Linked DNA regions of Homo sapiens: region 2 is linked to region 1. A link is a loop called in an ENCODE intact Hi-C map of the cell type or tissue named here. Cell type or tissue: left ventricle myocardium inferior. All regions are shown on one strand.

Evidence for each region. Hi-C counts contacts between places; a loop is a spot of excess contacts. Peaks named below come from ENCODE experiments on the same cell type or tissue, not always from the same donor. Only the 100,000 strongest peaks of a DNase experiment are listed, where the experiment ranks them.
Region 2: it touches region 1 in a loop (3-fold over the local background); 50 of 110 quality-filtered maps call a loop at or near these places.

The regions. Positions count from the first base shown.
Region 1 is chr7:4,734,743-4,742,742 of GRCh38, forward strand. It overlaps FOXK1 (forkhead box K1), which reads left to right. Exons shown (of 9, transcript NM_001037165.2): 2 at 6,096-6,281. Among named protein-coding and RNA genes, the nearest start is that of AP5Z1, 37 kb to the right of the region's middle. RefSeq lists enhancers at 2,269-2,823, 3,604-4,803, 5,043-5,596, 5,597-6,151. In left ventricle myocardium inferior, a CTCF peak has its summit at 5,001; DNase peaks (open chromatin) are centred at 402, 4,183, 4,986 and 5,191; H3K4me3 peaks cover 1,961 bases; H3K27ac peaks cover 3,786 bases.
Region 2 is chr7:4,606,187-4,614,186 of GRCh38, forward strand. No RefSeq gene overlaps it. Among named protein-coding and RNA genes, the nearest start is that of FOXK1, 72 kb to the right of the region's middle. In left ventricle myocardium inferior, a CTCF peak has its summit at 4,841 (motif pointing right); a DNase peak (open chromatin) is centred at 6,915; H3K4me3 peaks cover 1,335 bases; H3K27ac peaks cover 1,681 bases; H3K27me3 peaks cover 1,087 bases.

The sequences.
Region 1 (8,000 bases):
CAGGTCGCAAGGCTATTTTTGGCGTGAGATGTCACTGTCTGCCGCTTCTGTGTTGGGTGCCCTCGTCCAGGCCTCGGGTTCACCCCATCCAGAAAGTAAACCCGTCCTTCCGCTGGGAGAGACGGGGCGAGGGGACAGCGGTGGACAGGAGCGATCTGTCACATTCATTTTAAAAATCGCCTCCGGAAGCTTTCACGGGCTCTTCCTTCCCTCTCTGATTATTTCTCTGAGTCTGAAATGATGACAATTGTATTTATATTTATGTCATCGAGAATTAAGTGAGCTATTTTTATTTTCCTGACAGCTTTCTGTTTGGCCGGGCAGGTGGTAGGATTTGTGGCCTAGGGAGGGGATGGGAATGAAGGCACATGACATGCCCCAAGTCACTCGGGCTCAGCACTGGTGGAGCGGTGGCCAGTTCCAGCTCGCTGTGTAGAGACGGCTCTGTGGTCTGAGGCTGAGCCAGGCAGTGTCATCTCCAACCAAGTCACCAGTTTGGCCCAACTTCCAGGAGCCATCAGCTTCTGGGTGGACCTGGGAAAAACCCAGGGCTGGAGTAGACCCTCAGTGTGGGAGCTTTTGGGCAAGAATTCTCCCCAAAAACAGCTTGCCTGAGATCGACTGCACATACCTTACAACTAACCCTTTCCATTGTTCCAGTCCGTGGTTTTCAGCGCATTCGCAGAGTTGCGCGGCCACCAAGTCAACTTCGGAACATTTTCCTGACTCTAGAAAGAACCCCCTAGCTCTTAGTCATTCTCCGTCCCCCCTGCCTGTCCCACCCGTCACTCCAGCCCTAGGCAACCACTAAGCTCCTTTCTAAGTCGGGCAAGAATGTTCTGGAGAGATGTCCTCCACAGATGGGCACTTGCTCGTACAGGAACCTTTCCGCCGGGCTGGTGGACGGAGATTTCTACTCTGTGGACACACTTAACCTTAGCGGAATCTCCGCCGGTCAAGACCGGCAGTGTGTGTGGCTGGGTTTAAACCACCGTGCAGCACCTTCACGATGCAAAACGTGCTCGTTCAGACTCCAGCTAGAGCCCTGCACCTCCATCAAGATATTACAGGGAGAGATGTAACTGGCAAACTCCCTGAGCATGCTGGGGAAACATCTATTTAAAAATCAAGCCAGGTGCAGCGGCTCACACCTGTAATCCCAGCACTTTGAGAGGCTGATGCGGGTGGATCACTTGAGGTCAGGAGTTCAAGACCAGCCTGGCCAACATGACCCCGTCTCTACTAAAAATACAAAACTTAGCTGGGCTCTGTGGCGCGTGCCTGTAATCCCAGCTACTCAGGAGGCTGAGGCAGGAGAATCCCTTGAACCTGGGAGGCGGAGGTTGCAGTGAGCCGAGATCGCACCACTGCACTCCAGCCTGAGTGACAGAGCGAGACTCTGTTTCAAAAAATAAATAAAATCAAGTAGCATGCTTCATAGCATTTTCTCCTCCTCCTAGTAATGAGGCCACCTGCCTCAGGACAATCACTGTTACGGCAGATACTGTGAAAATATTTATTGTTAAACTTTAATTGGAAAGCTACTATTACAGTAGGAAATTGTCATCTATAGATGGCATTAGATCCCTAGATCCCTGCCTGTCCTATAAAACATCGTTTTGTTTTAGTGAAAACTCAATACATATGTACATATCATCTAGAATCAGTTTTGTTTTTTTTTTTTTTTTAAGACAGAGTTTTGCTCTGTTGCCCAGGCTGGAGTGCAGTGGTGCGTTCTCAGCTCACTGACATGGCCGCCTCCTGGGTTCAAGCAATTCTCCTGCCTCAGCCTCCCGAGTAGCTGGGATTACATGTGTGTGCCACCATGCCTGGTTCATTTTTTGTATTTTTAGTAGAGAGGGGGGTTTTGCCTTTTGGCCAGGCTGGTCTCGAACTCCTGACCTCAGGTGATCCGCCCACGTTGGCCACTCAGAGTGCTCGGATTACAAGCCTGAGCCTCCGTGCCCAGCCCATAATCAGGTTTTGAACTGGAAAGCACCTTTGAGATGGTGTCTTCTATTCCAACCATTCTGTTTTATTAGCAAAGATCACAGAAGCGCAGAGAGGTTAGGGTGAGTGGTTCTAAACCAATTTTCTCTTTTGGTGGCGTTCACCTTTGTCTCAAATCCGCACACCTTACGGCTCTCATTCCTGCCACAATTTGCTCTTTGAAAGGGAGAAGTCAAGCCTGGGAAGGCCTTTCCACCCCACTGGAGTTGGGGAGTGATTTAGCCCAAGGTCAGATGGGCTCTGGCTAGTACCTGGCTTTCAGGTGCCAGTCCAGAGGGGGACCATGCTCCTCTTCTGTGCGTGTGTGTGCATGTGCGTGTGCAAATGTCTTACGAAAAAACACCTCTTCATGTCTTAATATCCAAACCCCGATCTCCAGGATCCCCTTCTTCTTGTGACCTCAGTCATGGGCCAGAAGCCACATCTTCTTTCTACTTGGCCTTGATGGCTGCAGCGTGATCCGATCCCATATTAACATAGGGACTTTCACGACACAGAAAGTCAGAGGTCTCAACTGTGCCCTTCTGACAAATAGGAGAACATGGTCTGTTTCGTTGATTTGCAGTGGTTGAGGGAACTGGAGAAAAGAGACAAATGGCAAGGGCCATAGAAGCTATCTTTAAACATTTGTCATCATGACTGCCATCGTGTCCAGCACTGGTGGAACGGGTAGGTGTGTGTGCATGCGTGTGTGTGCGTGCACGTGTGCATGTGTGTGTGTGCGTGGGTGTGGGCGTGTGCGTGGGTGTGTGGGCGTGTCCGTGCATGCATGTGTGCATTCATGCACGTGTGTGCGTGCCTGTGTGTGTGTGTGTGTGTGTGCATGCATGTGTTGATACAGACATGGACACTGTGTTCATTCAGCACCGTCGTTCACAGCTGGAGTTCACCTTAGGTCCCCTGCCTGGACCCTCAGCCAGATGCTGGCCCCAAACCTCTTTCCTTGCTTCCCTAGGTCAGGGACACCAGTCCCATCCTCAGACACCAGCTTGGGTGGATGTCGGCTCTGGGACCCACAAAAGCTAACAGCCCCCAGGACTGAAGAGCCCTTGGGTATCATAGAGCATCTTAGAAAATGGGTGATGCAAGGCCGGGTGTGGTGGCTCACGCCTGTAATCCCAGCATTTTAGGAGGCCAGGGCAGGAGGATCACCTGAGGTCGGGAGTTCCAGACCAGCCTGACCAACATGGAAAAACCCTGTCTCTACTAAAAATACAAAATTAGCTGGGCGTGGTGGCGCATGCCTGTAGTCCCAGCTACTCGGGAGGCTGAGGCAGGAGAATCACTTGAATCCAGGAGGCTGAGGTTGCGGTGAGCCAAGATTGCGCCATTGCACTCCACCCTGGGCAATAAGAGCCAAACTCTGCCTCAAAAAGAGAAAAAAAAAAAAAAAGGGTGATGTGGCCAGTCACGGTGGCTCATGCCTATAATCCCAGCACTTTGGGAAGCCGAGGTGGTTGGGTCACCTGAGGTCAGGAGTTTGAGACCAGCCTGGCCAACATGGTGAAACCCCATCTCTACTAAAAATACAAAAATTAGCCAGGCGTGGTGGTGCGTGCCTGTAATCCCAGCTACTTGGGAGGCTGAGGCAGCAGAATCGCTTGAACCCAGGAGGTGGAGGTTGCAGTGAGCCAAGATTGCGCCATTGTATTCCAGCCCGGATGACAGAGCAAGACTCCGTCTCAAAAAAAAAAAAAAGAAAAAAGAAAATGGGTGATGGAGCTTTCTAGTCAAAATACTGATGCAGGAAATCTCCACTGGGCTGGACTGAAGAAAGTGTAAAGGACATCAGACGTTCCTCTCAATGTGACTTAAGAGGACAGAATTGTGGAGTATTTTCAAATAGCCTTGGGATGCCCTTCTAAACCTCAGGGGTGACCGACCACCCACCCTTATCCCCCAAGATTCACTCGCTGGGCCGTGCCTCCCAGACAGCTTCTCATCTTGGAAACAGTCTCAGAGTCCCTTTTGTGTTTGGAAGTAGAAACCTGGTGCCCACAGGCCTGACAGCGCCTGGCACTGAACGATGCGGCCCAGCCTCCTCTGACCAGTATCTCGGGGAGAATCAGGACTGGCCCAGTTGAGCCAGCTTAAGTGCCTGATTTTCTCTCTTCCATGTGGGCAGCCTGGCTAGCAGACCTATGGGAGGAGCCGCACATTTGTAATGCTGAGTCACTTCCTTTGAAGCGGGTCCCTGGGAAGAAGACGCAAGAGGACCCCCTGCCGACAGCCAGGCACCCTTCGTCACCCTCTGACCTGCTCCTCAGTCCCGTCTTTCAAAAACGCTTTGACGAAGAGCAAAGGGACTTTCATATGAAAGAGGGGTGTCTGCGCACGTCCATGCAGGATTTTACGTAGATTGACTATTTAAACATTGCTGCAGATTTAAAAACACAGTCAGGCATAGACCCAGCAGCCTGGTGCTTCATGCAGGTTCCACTACAAGAGACCTTAGCGTCTCTCAAGTGTTGAGTACTTTGCCCGTCCTGAATGCCTTCGGGAACTCTGAAAAGCGCATTATCACCGGTGGCTTATGTACATTCTTTCTTAACCCCCTCCTACAATTTTAAACAAGAGCCTTTTCCAAACAGCTGCGCAGGCGGCCAGCGTTCCTTATCTCTGTGTGGGCAGGCTGCTGCTTTACATTGTTTTTGTTTTTGTTTTTGTTTTGTTTTGTTTTTAACTGAGTCCCACAGTTAGCAACTTGATAGTTGCTGCCTCATCAGTTTAGAAATTGAAAGGTGACCTGGATAAGTAATGCTCAGCTTTGTAAAAGGTGGCAGTTTCTTCAAGCCAGATGAACCCTGGATACTGTTCACAGCACACTGGTGTTGACCCTGACGCTTGCGGCTGGCTTTGTTTGCACTTGGTCGTCTCCAGTAGAAAAACCGAGGCTCACGGTTTTAAGCCCAGAACTGATCGTGAAGCCGGTCCATTAAGCTCTGGGTGGATAATGCACGCTCTCTGCGACTCCCGCCTGCCGGAGCAGGGGTGGAATTGCTCCTTCCGTTGTCAGATCTTCTAGGCAGTGGCAGGGAATCATCTTGAAAATGTCTGCATAGGTGGTTGCCGTGCTATTTCAGTCTTCCAGTGTGTCATTTGAGAGGTGGCAGATCCCACCTGGGTGCCACAGCAGTTGCCCTGGCAGACAGGAAGTAGCCGTGTCTGTCTGGAGCCTGCGTGGGAGATGGCATCAGCGGCACTTGTCTGGGGATATTTATATCTCTTCTGTTCTCACACACAGTAGAAAGACAACTGACGGCTGGGCACAATGGCTCTCGCCTGTAATCCCAGCAGTTTGGGAGGCTGAGGCAGGTGGATCACCTGAGGTCAGGAGTTCGAGACCAGCCTGGCCAACGTGGTGAAACCCCGTCTCTACTAAAAATGCAAAAAATTGGCCAGGCGCGGTGGCTCACGCCTGTAATCCCAGCACTTTGGGAGGTCAAGGCAGGCGGATTACGAGGTCAGGAGATCGAGACCATCCTGGCTAACACAGTGAAACCCCGTCTCTACTAAAAATATAAAAAATTAGCCGGGCGTGGTGGCGGGCGCCTGTAGTCCCAGCTACTCGGGAGGCTGAGGCAGGAGAATGGTGTGAACCCAGGAGGCGGAGCTTGCAGTGAGCTGAGATCGTGTCCCTGCACTCCAGCCTGGGCGACAGAGTGAGACTCCCTCTCAAAAAAAAAAAATAAATAAAAAATGCAAAAAATTAGCCGGGCGTGGTGGTGGGCGCTCGTAATCCCAGCTACTCAGGAGGCTGAGACAGGAGAATTGCTTGAACCCAGGAGGCTGAGGTTGCGGTGAGCTGAGATCCTGCCATTGCACTCCAGCCTGGGTGACAGCGAGACTCCCTCTCAAAAAATAAAATAAAATAAAATAAAGAAATAGAAAGACAAGTGACTTCCAAATAAGCCAAAGTCTCAGTTCCTAAGTGTCCTGATAAAAGCATCGAAACTGCTCTCTGGGGCCCAGGTTTGAGAGTTACGGTCCAGTTACTTAGACACACAGACACGCACCTTCCCTGGGTGTTGGCGTCTTCTTGAGTCTCCTCCTGCACCTCACACCCGCTCCTCCTCCTGTTGCAGGTGTACCTTCCGGTTTCCCAGCACGGCCATCAAGATCCAGTTCACGTCGCTCTATCACAAAGAAGAGGCCCCAGCCTCCCCGCTGCGGCCACTGTACCCCCAGATCTCCCCTCTGAAGATCCACATCCCGGAGCCGGACCTCCGGAGCATGGTCAGCCCCGTCCCCTCCCCGACGGGCACCATCAGGTGAGTAGCCCCCCAGCCTGCCCTTGGGCCCCCAGGAGAGAGGGGGATGATGCGAGCGTGCCTGTCGTACGCAGCACCGGGTTCCAAATCTCTCTGGAAAGTTGCACGTGCATGGAAATACAGAAAGTGTTGTACGTCCATCCGGGACCTGGCTGAAATTTCCGTGAATTCTCTTACAAAGGGAAAAATCACTGCCTGATCATCACTTTTCCCACTGGAAATTTTACATATTAGAGCTTGTTAAAGCAAGCACAGGTTTTTTTGTTGTTTTTTGTTTTTTTTTAAAGGGCGTTGAAAATGTTTTTTTTTTGTTTGTTTGTTTTGAGATGGAGTTTCGCTCTGTCACCCAGGCTAGAGAGCAGTGGCGCGATCTCGGCTCACTGCAACCTCCACCTCCCGGGTTCAAGGGATTCTCTTGCCTCAGCCTCCCGAGTAGCTGGGATGACAGGCGCCTGCTACCACGCCTGGCTAAATTTTTTGTATTTTTAGTAGAGACGGGGTTTCACGATGTTGGCCATGCTGGTCTCGAACTCCCAACCTCAAATGATCCACCCGCCTTGGCCTCCCAAAGTGCTGGGATTACAGGCGTGAGCCACCGCGCACGGCTGAAAATGTTTTAAAGTAATATTTGTCCACCAGGATTTGGTGAACTTTGTTTCTTTAAGCTTCATTTGTGAAAATTCTCTATGACCTTTTAGAAATTAATCTAGATTTTGAAGAAAGTCCTCAAACTTCCTCATCTCTGGCATGTTATACAATGATGAGCCCCTGAGTAGGGGTTGCAGGTGAAAAGTATAAACAGAGCTCTGTGTAGGGAGTGCCGGTGAGCCCTAGACTGAGTCACACACGAACCTCAGGCGACAGCCTGGATGCATGGCACACAGCCCTGGCCCTGGTCCTGTCATACAGGGATGCAAAAACAGACGTGTACTTGAGGCTGGAGGGTTCATACATTCTTTAATGATTTACCTCTTCATTGCGGACATTTCTAAACGTGGCTGGCTTTTCTCTCCCAACCGCACGTCTGTGGCTCTGCAGATGCGTGGCTGCGCGTGGTTTGGTGCCGGAGCTGTGGCTCCTCCGCAGCACCAGCAGTTTCTGCGTCGCTCGCGCGTCACCAGCAAAGGTCACCCCAGTGGAAAAAGCAGATCACATCTTAGGGCTGTTGTGAACATGGTGTTGACCTCACATATACCCTGAAAGGGGCTCAGGGCCCTCGGGGACATCTGTGAAGCACGCTCTGGGCATGCTGATCTGTTGGAGCGAGCGCTGTGGCAATCCCAGGCTGGTCACGTCAGTCCCTCCCTGCTGATCTGCGCACTCTGCTGAACCCCGGCCGCACCTTGGCTTGCTTTTTTCTTTTTTTCCTCTTGCAGCTGTAGGAGAAGAAAGGGCTTTTGTTTGTATTTCAGAGACAGCGTCTCACTCTGTCGTCCAGGCTAGAGTGCAGTGGCGCAATCATAGCTCGCTGCAGCCTCCAACTCCTGGGCTCAAGCGGTCTCCCCACCTCAGCCTCCCAAGTTGCTGGGACCACAGGCATGCACCACCACACCCACTTAATTTTCTTATCTTTTGTAGAGACAGGGTCTTGCTATGTTGCCCAGGCTGGTCTGAAACCCCTGGGCTCAAGAGATCCTCCCTCCTCCACCTCCCAAAGTGCTGAGGTTACAGGTGTGAGCCAACACACCCAGCCCGTACATGGCCTGCACCTTTTCAGGG
Region 2 (8,000 bases), 130 kb before region 1:
GATCACCTGAGGTCGGGAGTTCGAGACCAACCTGACCAACATAGAGAAACCCCGTCCCTACTAAAAATACAAAATTAGCCAGGCATGGTGGCACATGCCTGTAATCCCAGCTACTCGGGAGGCTGAGGCAGGAGAATCGCTTGAATCTGGGAGGCGGAGGTTTCAGTGAGCTGAGAGCGCACCATTGCACTCCAGCCTGGGCAACAAGAGTGAAACTCTGTCTCGAAAAAATATGTATATATATATAAAGAAAGCAGCCATAAGGTCCCCTGCAGTGTCAGAGGCTCTCACAGCCTGATTTCAGCTCCTGTTCCCCAAGTGCCTGGTGCTCCACCCACTCCAGGCCATCCCTCATGCCCCCAAACCTCCTACGGTTTCCAGCCTCTGAGCCTTTGCATGTACCGTTCCATCATCATCAATGCCTATTCCTTCTTTGTCTAACTGGAAAATTCATACGCACCCTTTAAGACCTAGTGCAAGTGTTACGTCGTCTCCAGGACATTCCCTGGCACCCAGCTCCCCTGCAGCATTGAGTTATCCCACATCTGTGCCCCCACAGGACATCATCAGCCATGTGGGTATCCATTTCTGCCTACACGTTGGACCCTAGAGGCCTGGGTCAATGCACAGGCCAAGGTGTGTATTTCATAAATGGTTGTTTAATGAGGAAATAGGTGAATGAACACATCCAACCTGTTTCGACTTCCACGCTCTGGGAAGATTTCATGTCCATAGTCACCCCTGCACCACCGCAGACCCCCTTCCTTCCAAAGGCGTCACCCTCCCCGTGAGTCATGGCGTTGACAGAATCCAGCCAGCCTCTCTTTATTTTCTTCTGAAGAGGGAAATTTTTCATTCTCATGGATGACTACTCCCACGTAATGCAAATAATCACCTTTCCGTGGCCCAAGAAAAGCTCTATTTAATCTCGCTGGCAGATGTCTTCAATGGAAAGATCCAGTGCAAATAAAAGTGCGGAGCTGAAATGTCAGGAAACTGAGCCACTCTCTGATCCAGCACGCGCGTGACCGAGGAGCCCCCGCAAGGTCACAGCGGCATGAGAAGCAGGGAAGCTTCCACCCTAGGACCAAGTCCAGAGGAAGAAATAAAAAGCCCTCCCGTCCGCCTCCTCCTCTTGCTTCTCCTCCGCTGTCATCATCATGCTCTGTGTGTGCCCAGCATTTTCTCTTTCTCTAAACACTTTCATACGCACATCACGTTGGATCCTCACCACGCCCCTGTGCGGGCGTCGTGCAGGGCTGGTTATCCCACAATAGCCTGGTTAAGCCCTCTCAGCGACGCAAGACTGAACCCATTCCAGCAAGAGTGCAGGAACCACGGCCTCTGTGCCGTGGCTGGAATCAAAGATGAGCCGAGCTCCCTGCAAGCAGGAGGAAGACTTCGAAACCCCAGGCATGAATCAGGGCTGCTGACACCTGCCAATTTGAGAAAGGTCTCTCCAGGAGAGGAGGCAGCTGCATTCTGCTAGTCGACATGTAAACTGGCTCAACCTTTCTCAACAGCAATGAGATCTGACACCTCCCAGACCCGGGAACTCTAAGACCCAGCGGTGGATGGAGAAAATCCACAACACAGACTTCCAACCTGCCGCAGATGGGCCACCGTATGACTTTGTGAAAACATCAGGTCACTCTGGAGACCCCTGGAAGATGATGGAGTAGGACTTTATTGGTTTTCAGCCTTTAGGGTCTGAAAGCATGTAACATCAAAGACCAAAAAGACCCACATTTCCTAGAAAGATGTTATGCGTTTAGCGGTATTGCACTGACACATGGGATATTACAAAGCACAGGTGTTGAATCTAGATTGTACCTGGTGCTACCCGTGAAGGGGTTCTGATACTAAACCAGATGATATCTGGGCGGAGGAGAAGAGAGACCCAAGAGAGCTCTGCAATTAGTGTGATCTTGGACAAACTGCAACCTCTTTAGCCTTCCATTTGCTTCCTTGTAAAAATACTTCTATAATTGGAGCTAATCATAGTGTCTACATTAGGGCAGATAGTCATTGTGAAGATTAAATTAGATGACACAGCACCAGACATATAGTAAGTGCCCAGTATACGGTGGTATTATTATTAATAGGATCATTCTCTTTTTTTTCTTTCTTTCTTTTTTTTTGAGATGGACTCTCACTCTGTCGCCCAGGCTGGAGTGCAGTAGCTTGATCTCAGCTCGCTCACTGCAACCTCCGCCTCCTGGGTTCAAGCGATTCTGCTGCCTCAGCCTCACCAGCAGCTGGGACTACAAGCACACACCTCCACGCCCAGCTAATTTTTGTATTTTTAGTAGAGACAGGGTTTTGTTATGTTAGTCAGGCTGGTCTTGAACTCCCGAGCTCAGGTGATCCACCCACCTCGGCCTCCCAAAGTGATTACCGACGTGAGCCACCACGCCCAGCCTAATCATTCTCATTTAACGATAATGATAAATGGCCAAGCATGGTGGCTCACACCTATAATCCCAACACTTTGAGAGGCTGAGGAGGGAGGATTTCTTGAGGTCAGGAGTTGGAGGACAGCCTGGGCAACATAATGAGACCCCATCTCTACAAAAATTACAAAAATTAGCCAGAGACATGGACACAGGAAGGGGAACATCAGACACCAGGGACTGTTGTGGGGTGGGGGGTGGGGGGAGGGATAGCATTGGGAGATACACCTAATGCTAAATGACGCGTTAATGGGTGCAGCACACCAACATGGCACATGTATACATATGTAACAAACCTGCACGTTGTGCACATGTACCCTAAAACTTAAAGTATAATAATAATATTAAAATAAATAAAATAAAATAAAATGGTAAAAAAAAAAAAAAAAATAGCCAGACCTGCTGGTACGTACCTATAGTCCCAGCTACTTGGGAGGCTAAGGCAGAAGGATGGTTTGAGCCGGGGAGGTGGAGGCTGCAGTGAGCCATGGTGGCACCACCGCACTCCAGCCTGGGCCACAGAGCAAGGCTCTGTCTCAAAAACTAATAATAATAAATATAAATAAATGTAGAAATGAAATTATCCTAGCCTACATGCAAGGATGGGTAAAGGTCCCTTAAATAAAAACAGAATGTGTCATGTCGGTTCTTCCATGCTGTTTCACTGCTGCGCTTCCGCAGAATCTCATCAGCTGAATGTCTCACTCCAGCACAAAACAGGCAGGAGTTACTTTATTTTGCAATTGAATGATCGCTTTGAGTTTTTGTTTTTTTTGTTTTTTGGGGGGTTTTTTGGTTTTGTTTTTGTTTTTGTCCCTGATCAATGTCAAGACCGGCGATCACAAATGTTCATGCCTATAGCGCAAGGCCAGTACCACCAACAGGTTAAGAGACTGGTGGCGGGGCCAGGGTGGGGGCAGGGGGGCTGGTGCTGCACTGTCCTCATGTTGTACTTTTGCTATTGTTCTTGACAGAGGCATTGGGGATGGAAGACAATAGAGAGTGGTGGAGACTGAGGCTAACTGGGGACACATGTGTAGATCAGGCTCTGTATTTTAATATGGGGGCCGGGCGCGGTGGTTCATGCCTCTAATCCCAACACTTTGGGAGGCTGAGGCAGGAGGATCACTTGAGGTCAGGAGTTTGAGACCAGCCTGGCAACATAATGAGATCCTGTCTCTACCAAAAATAATTTTGTAATTAGCCAGTCGGCCAGGCGCGGTGGTTCACACCTATAATTGCAGCACTTTGGGAGGCTGAGGCAGGCAGGTCACTTGAGGCCAGGAGTTTGAGACCAGCCTGAGCAACATGCCAAAATCTCGTCTCTGCTAAAAATACAAAAATTAGCTGGGTATGGTGGTACACTCCTGTAACTCCAGCTACTTGGGAGGCTGAGGCACGAGAATCACTTGAACCCGGGAGTAGAGGTTGCAGTGAGCCCAGATTGCACCACTGCACTCCAGCCTGGGTAACAGAGTGAGACTCTGTCTCAAAAAAAAAAAAGGAAGAAGAAGAAGAAGAATTAGCTGGGTGTGGTGGTGTGCACCTGTAGTCCCAGCCACTTGGGAGGCTGAGGTGGGAGAATCACTTGAGCCCAGGAGGCTGAGGCTGCAGTGAGCTCTGATCGTGCCACCACACTCCAGGCTGACAGAGCAAGACCCTGTCTCAAAAAATTAAAATTATAAAATATATATTTTATATACATATATAAATTTGGGGATGGCGGCCCAATTTCTTTAGTTCTGCCTCTGGTTTTTCTGATTTTTCTTTTTTTTTTTTTTCTTTTTTTTTTATGAGATGGAATTTCTTACTTGTTGCCCAGGCTGGAGTCCAATGACACGGTCTCGGCTCACTGCAACCTCCACCTCCCAGGTTCAAGCAATTCTCCTGCCTCAGCCTCCTGAGTAGCTGGGATTACAGGCATGCACCACCACGCCCGGCTAATTTTGTATTTTTAGTAGAGACGGTGTTTCTCCATGTTGAGGTAGGTCTCGAACTCCTGACCTCTGGTGATCTGCCCGCCTCGGCCTCCCAAAGTGCTGGGATTACAGGAGTGAGCCACGGCACCCGGCCAATTTTTCTGTGTTTTTAGGCAACCACCATCCTCTAGTTTTAAAATGTTGGCCCAATATTTTTTGTTAACACTGTGAGTCAAATAAAACATAACTGCAGGCCAGATTCAACCCTGGACCACCATTTTGTGAACTTTCACTGGGCTTCCTCCACCGCAGTCCTCGCCGTTACCTCCAGTATGTGTTGACAAGAGTAGAGAACAGCCAGGGTCACCATGCATGGTCGTCTAGAGTGTGCACTGCCCAAGGGCACCACACCTAAGAGGTGTCCTCTTAGGCATCTAAGATTTGTACTAAGAATTTCCCCAGTTTTCCAGCAGAGGGCAGTCACATGTCATGCTCCATGGCACGTCACAAAAATGTTCAGCAGTTGGAATAATCTGTCCTTCTTTAATCCACACAAAGGTGTTACAAGAATTAACAGCAGGCCAGGTGTGGTGGCTCACACCTGTAATCCCAGCACTTTGGGAGTACGAGGAAGGAAGATCACTTCAGCTCAGGAGTTCAAGACCAGCCTGGGCAACATAGTAAGACCCTGTCTCTAAAAAAATTTTAAAAATTAGCCAGGCATGGTATTGCATACCTGTGGTCCCTGCTACTTGAAAGGCTGAGGCAGGAGAATCACTTGAGTCTAGGAGGTGGAGGCTGCAGTAAGCTATGATCACGCCACTGCACTACAGCCTGGACAACAGAGCAAGACCCTGTCTCAAAAAAAATAAAAAATTTGTAAACGTAGCAGCAGCCCTGAAGGTGGGGAGTATTGAAATTAATGATCCTACTCTTTTGAGTTATAAAAATGGAAGTTCCAAATAGCAAGCATTGGTGAGGTTGGAGAGGAACCGGGGTCCCTACATTGCTGGTAGAGGTTAAGTAGGTACACCTCCATTCGGAACTTTTCGGCAGCCCTTAATCAAGTTGAACATACAAACATTCATGACCCAGCAATTCCACTCGGTGTATATCCAGCAGCACCCATACCGGGTGTACCCAAAACATGTTCCAGACCATTCATAGGCACACTGTCTGCAATGGCCCACACTGCAATGAGCTCCACTGTCCATCAGTAACGGAAAGGGTAACTTGTGCTATATTCACATGGGAAATATATTCCGCTGTGCAAACGCACCAACTGCTACTATGCATAGTAATATATGAGGACAAATCTCATAAAAGTCACCTTAAGTCAGTGAAGAGAACATCCCATGTGATTTTGTTTCCATAAAGCGTAAACAGCAGGCAAAGCTAATCTCTGGTGTTTGATGTTGCGATAGCAGTTTCCCTTAGAGGTAAATGGGTAGTGGCTGAAAAGAGACACAAGGGGCCAGGCACAGGGGCTCACACCTGTAATCCCAGCACTTTGAGAGGTTGAGGCAAGTCAGGAGTTCGAGACCAGCCTGGCCAACGTGGCAAAACCCCGTCTCTACTAAAAATTAAAAAAAAAAAAAAATTAGCCGGGCATCGTAACACACGCCTGTAATCCCAGCTACGCAGGAGGCTGAGGCAAGAGAATCGCTTGAACCCAGGAAGTGGAGGCTGCAGTGAGCCAAGATCATACCACGGCACTCCAGACTGGGCAATAGAGTGAGACTCCATCTCAAAAAAAAAAAAATAGACACAAGGGAACGTGCTAAGGCAACTCCTGGTACCAGTACCACTTCTTGGCCTGTTAGGAACCGGGAGGTTCAGCAGGAAGTGAGCAGCGGGCAGGAAGGTGAAGTTTCATCTGTATTTACAGCCACTCCCCATCGCTCGCATTACCGCCTGAGCTCCGTCTCCTGTCAGATCAACTGCGCAAACCCTATTGTGAACCGCGCATGCGAGGGATCTAGGTTGTTTGCTCCTTATGAGAATCTAATGCCTGATGATCTGCCACTGTCTCTCATCGCCCCCAGACAGGACCCTCTAGTTGCAGGAAAACAGGCTCAGGGTTCCCACTGATTCTACATTATGAAAGTTGTAGAATTATTTCATTCTATGTTATAATGTAATAATAATAGAAATATAATGCACAATAAATGTAATCTGCTTGAATCATCTCAAAACCATCTCCCCGACCCGGGCCCACGGAGAAATTATCTTCCACGAAACTGGTCCCTGGTTCCAAAAAGCTTAGGGACTGCTGTTCTAAGGGGCTAGGGAGGTTCTGTTTCTTGACCTGAGCGGTAGGCACGTGGGTGAGTTCACTTTCATCCTTTCACAGTCCTGCTTTGCACGTTTTTCTGTCTACATGCTATACTCCAATACACATCTCAAAAGACAATTACATATGTGTGTGTTAGACAGAAAGAAGGAAGAGGGCAGGGAGAGAAAACCACCGCATTCAAGCATCGCCGCCTCTAGGTGTAAGGTTCATTCCAGGACTGCCTGGAGTTGGTGACTTTGCATTCCTGCAGAGGAAACCCACTTCCTTTGCCTGTGTTCTCGGGCCGACTTCCCATATCTGCTGACCAGAAATCCTTCCTTGCAGCCGCCCCTGTAACGGGGCTGGCATTTGCAATTCGAAAGTGTCTTTGGCCTTGTTTTTCCGAGGAAATGAAAACGCTATGCGTTATCAGCATATCATCCAACAATTTATCATCACGTTGGCACCTGACAATGTTGATTTATGATTCCAGCAGGAAGAGCAGCCCTCCAACCCCCCACCAGTTCAGAAATGGAGACATCGAGGAGTCCTGAGCACAGGCAGGAGAGACTATGAAGTTATCGTAGACTCGATGTCCACAAGTGCCGGTGAGAATGACTGTGCAGAGACCATCTGAGCTCCCTGCAGATCTCACGACTCTTTTCCTCCTCCCCTTGCTCCCGGGTGCTTTGTCTCTCACACTCGGCCCCTGTGGAGCTGTTCTGCCTATGCAAGCAGAAATTGAGAGGTGCCTGGGGTTCCTGTCCCCCCAGCCAGCTCTTAGCCAATGGCGAGCAGATTCCAGAAAGTGAAAGCCCCGCTCCCTTTGCCTGAGTCTGGACAGACCCTGGGGCATAACTTACGCTGCAGTGCCTTCCTGCAGGATTGGGCCAAAGCCACCCCAGGGGGATTTTGCCAAAGGACCTTACTCTGGCTTGGCTCCTGGGTCCCCTCCTCCTACTCCCTTCCAGACCTCCCGGGACCACGGCATTCCTACGTGGCTTGCACACAATTCCTTACCACAGAGTTTGCTTCTGGGGAACCTGACCTAAAACCGAGGGGAAAATGGATTCTAGCATTTTTCAGATTCAGAAACGGGAGACCCAAATGGCCCGGGCCTCCCGCCTCCCGCACACAGGCCTGTGTATCAAGTTTCTGCAAGCACAAGCAAGAGGCTTGCAACGTGTTTGCAAGCAGTCATCATCATTTCCAGGATTGGCTATGACTCGGGTTGCAATGTTTTATTTCAGTTCACAGACAGACACAGGCCACACTCCAGGGCTCATGCCCACATCCGTAGCTTGGAACTCGAGATGCACTGTCTAGGATGGCCAACATCAGGACGGCACCCAC